2 separate regions of the Homo sapiens genome follow, and region 2 is linked to region 1. A link is an interaction called in ENCODE POLR2A ChIA-PET data of the cell type or tissue named here. Cell type or tissue: GM12878. All regions are shown on one strand.

Region 1 (2,500 bases):
CTCTTTCATTAATTTTGTTTTGAAAAATATTTTTAATAAAAATATATATTTGTTAACATATAACAGGTTTGTTGGTATTTTAAAATGAATTAATATTTAAGACATTTCTCAGTTTTCAGTGTTTAATACTGTAAACATCAATAGATGTAACCAACCTAACAAAAGCTTTATGGGATTCTAAATAAATTTAAGTGTAAGATTCCTGAGAACAAAAAGTTTGAGAACTGTTGCTGTAGGCTGATTGACCAACATCATTAGGACTCGCCGGGTGCAGTGGCTTAAGCCTGTAATCCCAGCACTTTGGGAGGTCAAGTTGGGTGGATCACGAGGTCAGGAGTTCTAGACCAGCCTGACTAACATGGTGAAACCCCGTCTCTACTAAAAATACAAAAAATAGCCAGGCGTGGTGGTGCGCACCTGTAATCCCAGCTACTCAGAAGGCTGAGGCAGGAGAACTGCTTAAACCCGGGAGGCGGAGGTTGCAGTAACTGGAGATCACTCCACTGCACTCCAGCCTGGGCGACAGAGTGAGACTCCGTTTAAAAAAAAAAAAAAGACTCAGTACATTGGCCGGGTGCAGCGCCTCACACCTGTAATCCTGGCACTTTGGGAGGCCTAAGTGGGGGAGGATTGCTTGAGCCCAGTTTGAGACCAGCCTGGGCAATATAGAGAGACGTCGTCTCTACAAAAAATAAAATTAGCCAGGCATGATGGCCTGTACCTGTAGTCCCAGCTACTCAGGAGGTTGATATGGGAGGATCACCTGAGCCTGCGAGGTCGAGGTTGCAGCAAGCCAAGATCATGCCACTGTACTTCAGCCTGGGCGATAGAGACCCTGACTCAAAACAAAGAAGACCCAGTACAAGTTCAGTGTTGAGTGCTAAAGACTTAAAAGAGTTATAAAGCTGAACCCTTAATCTTAAGAGGTTTATAAGTGAGAACAAGAATCTCCAAATCCTGTACTGTTTAATATCAGCATGAGACTAAACCACTGTCCTAAGAAGACAACCTTAATTTGAATCAAGTTATTTTAGAGTGATGTGTTTTCTGAGGCAGCTCTCAGAAGGTTATTGTCTGGTGTTAAAATAGTGAAATTGAGTAATAACAAGGTTAAAATCGGTGGACATTAAATACACACAAGACTTCAATTGCTGGGTCCTCCATTGATTAATGAAAAAATGATTGTTTTTGGAATTTGAGTGAAACACTTCTTAATGGCTGAGTAGGGTGGCTTACGCCTGTAATCCCACCACTTTGGGATCACTTGAGGCCAGGACTTTGAGACCAGCTTGGCCAACATGAGGAAAGCACGTCTTTACTAAAAATACAAAAATTAGCTGGGCCTGGTGGCTCATGCCTGTAATCCCAGCTACTTGGGAGTCTGAGGCGAGAGGATCGCTTGAGCTTGGGAGGTGGAGGTTGCAGTGAGCGGAGATCATGCCACTGCATTCCAGCCTGGGCGACAGAGCAAGACTCTGTCCCAAAAAAAAAAAAAAAAAAAAAAGAAAAGGAAAAAAAACAAAAAACTTTTTTTTTTTTTTTTTTTTGAGACGGAGTCACAAAAAATTAGCCACCATGCCCAGCTAATTTTTTTGTATTTTTGGTAGAGACAGGGTTTCACCATATTGGCCAGGCTGTCTCGAACTCCTGACCTTGTGATCCGCCCGCCTCGGCCTCCCAAAGTGCTGGGATTACAGGCGTGAGGTGCCGTGCCTGGCAAAAAAAAAAAAAACACAAAAAAACCCACTTCTTTATAATTTTAACAATTCCAACATCATCTAGTAGATTTGTGTACCATTATTAAATAATCCTTTAAAATAAGTTCTAAACCTAAGGCCCATAGACCATAAAGACTGAAAGTTCGCTTACATTGTATGGAGTGTTTTGTGAGTATTTGTGCATACGTATTTTTTTTTTTTTAAGATAGAGCATTGCTCAATTGCCCAGGCTGGAGTACAGTGTGGTGTGATCTCGGTTACTGCAACCTCTGCCTCCTGGGTTCAAGTGATTCTCCTGCCTCAGCCTCCCTAGTAGCTGGGATTATAGACACATGACACCATACCTGGCTAATTTTTGTATTTTTTGTAGAGATGGGGTTTCATCAGGCTGGTCTCGAACTCCTGACCTCAGGTGATCTGCCCGTCTTGGCCTCCCAAAGTGCTGGGTTTACAGACGTGAGCCCAGCCATATATATATATTTTTTTTAAATAGGAGAAAGGACCCATAGTCTCATCAGGGGTACGTGATTCCTCAAAATGGTTAAGGACCATCCTTTAACCAGTAACAGAAATCTGATTGGGTGCTTTCCTTTAGCCCAGTCTCACCTTGTAGCAAAACAAAGTGCTCGTACAGAACCCGAAGCTTAATATCAAAAGGATAAGGGTAATTTGTACAAATATTTTCCCCTTCCTCCTTTCTGATATTTGAGTTTATAGTGTTTCTTTTTTATACCAAAATCATTAAAGGTAGCTTGGTCAGCTCTTCAATTCAAGTCTGTTAA
Region 2 (2,500 bases), 430 kb before region 1:
TACTTATTAAAGCACGCTTATTAACTTTTGTCCCTTCCCTGTCTCTTTCCTACTTCTTCAACATTCTTAAATGAACTATTTGGAACCAAACAAATCCTTGTCTCAGGGTCTTCTTTTGGTGGAACCCAAATTAAAACACCATGTAGCATTAATCTCAAAACGGTGTTTATGATCGACAAAACTACAACCTTCCTGTCAATACAGTGAATTATGTGGGAAGCAATATGTTTAAATCATTAAGTTATTTGTCTGGCTCTTTGGATATGAAACTGAAGATCACAATTACTTTAGATTTAGAAATAAGGAGAAAGATCAACACTTTCAAGCTTTCAAAAATTAGTAAAGCTTTGCATATTTGGCAAATTTATTTGCAGCTTTAAATACAAGGAATTAAACTTCAAAATGCAAACACCATGGTAGCACTATTTTTGCCTGCCCAGTATACTCATTTGCCCCAGACCTTCCTGTCTTTTGGTAACAGATGCTAGTCCCTAACAGGGTGAGTACATGACCAGGCTCAGCTAATAACAATAATTCATTCTTCTGGATGCAGTAACTGACTCTGAAATGGGCGCAGAATGAAACATTATCCTTCCCTGTAATTTTTCTAGCTGGAGTTGGTGGAGAAGAAGCCCTCTTGCCTTGTGGGTCTTGCAGACGGAAATATGAGTCTTGAATGGTCTGTGGCCCTGTTCCCTGCTATGTAGACAAAGTCTCTACACTAGAAAGTATGCTCCTTGGCCAGGGGGCGGTGGCTTATCCCAGTACTTTGGGAGGCTGAGGCAGGATCACTTGAGGTCAGAAGTTCAAGACCAGAATGGCCAACGTGTTTCATGAAACCCCGTCTCTAAAAATACAAAAATTAGCTGGGCATGGTGGCAGGCGCCTGTAATCCCACCTACTCAGGAAGCTGAGGCCTAAAAATCACCTGAACTTAGGAGGCAGAGGTTTCAGTGAGCCGAGACTGTGCCACTGCACTCTAGACTGGGTGACAAGCTAGACTCCATCTCAAAAAAAAAGAAAAAAAAAAGAAAGAAAAGAAAAAAGAAAGTATGCTCCTTGAGGACAGAAGCTTGATGTGTCTTATTTCTCTTTTCATTTTTGCCCCTTAAGCCTTTGGAACAAATTGGTATGTCTTATTTCATCACTTGTTTCCCCAGCAACTAAATAGTAGCTAGCACATAGCAGGTACTCAATAAAGATTTGTTGATTTAGACAGTACGTGAGAATGAAGCTAACAAACAGACCCACATGAAAGATTAAGAAACTAAGAGAATGTCCTGAAAGTACTTAGACAGTATGTGAGAATGAAGCTAACAAACAGACCCAAATGAAAGATTAAGAAATTAAGAGAATGTCCTGAAAGTACTTAATTTTTGTGGCCACATCTATCTATGTTTGTGGTTATTTCTTCAGTTCTACTGTCATTCTGCTTAGTTTAAGCTGAGTTGTCATTTGCAATCAAGAGTCTAGAAAAATACTTCAAGCAAACAAAGAAAAAAATCCAACAAACTGGATAAAGCAAATTAGTGCTTTAATATTTCTTCAACTTTGACCCAATAAAGCACTCAAGGATAAGGCGGAAAAAAAGCAATACTCATCCATATTTTTGTTCTGAAAGATGATTTAAGGAAATACTTTCATAATGACATGCCTGAAAATCCCACTTGAAACAATGTGAAAAACATTTTTTCTTAGTTATGTTCCATGTTGGCAAAAACATCTCAAATGATAGTTTTTATCATTCAAATTTGATTCAGTTAACAGAGTAACTTCCAAAAAAAAAATCTAGAAAATTTGAGGAGGAAGAACATCTTCTGATTCACTCCCGAAAATAAGCAAACTTTATCCTCTCCTTATTTTACAAAGCTAATCTTTTTTATTGCACTCAGGTAATAAAAACAGAACAATTCACAGATTTCCATACTATTTGGGACTGAAAAGCCTGGTGATAAATAAGTAGCCCCACCCACACTGATACCATATGACTGGTACAGAAAAATATCTATGTTTTAAAGATTAAGTTTTTTCTTCCTAGAATCACTGCTGTTTTAATTTTGAAATACTTATTTTGAAATCTCCAATATCATATCATGATTTTTGTGTCTATCAAATCAAGATGTGGGTTTAAAAGACTAAAAAAAATCTGTCCCTAACACCATTTTACAACCAATTTCTACCAATTATTCCAGATCACTCTGTCTATTGATTTATCAATGTATTTAATCTCTGCTTCAACCAGAAACTGTCTGAACCCTTCTGCAAGAAGGGAGGAACTTTTGGCATATATTATTCCTTATTTTGGTGTTCTTTCAAATTATCCAACTTGGTAGGATACCTATTCGTAATAGGTTTAATGTTGACTAAATTATATTATATATAACACTGTGAGAAGACTTTAAAAACATGGTCCCCAAAACGAAGCAGACATGAGTTGAAATCCCACATTTAGAAATTCTCTGAAACATTAAATTACTTAGTTCTCTTGGACTGAGTATTC

Evidence for each region. Peaks named below come from ENCODE experiments on the same cell type or tissue, not always from the same donor. Only the 100,000 strongest peaks of a DNase experiment are listed, where the experiment ranks them.
Region 2: POLR2A ChIA-PET joins it to region 1 with 6 read pairs; 2 of 35 experiments call an interaction of 5 or more read pairs at or near these places.

Annotation. Positions count from the first base shown.
Region 1 is chr2:202,233,870-202,236,369 of GRCh38, reverse strand. The region is part of intron 1 of SUMO1 (small ubiquitin like modifier 1); the gene reads left to right. Among named protein-coding and RNA genes, the nearest start is that of SUMO1, 3.5 kb to the left of the region's middle. In GM12878, no CTCF peak of the experiment used is centred here; no DNase peak of the experiment used is centred here.
Region 2 is chr2:202,668,819-202,671,318 of GRCh38, reverse strand. The region is part of intron 1 of FAM117B (family with sequence similarity 117 member B); the gene reads right to left. Among named protein-coding and RNA genes, the nearest start is that of FAM117B, 35 kb to the right of the region's middle. In GM12878, no CTCF peak of the experiment used is centred here; a DNase peak (open chromatin) is centred at 1,248; H3K4me3 peaks cover 329 bases.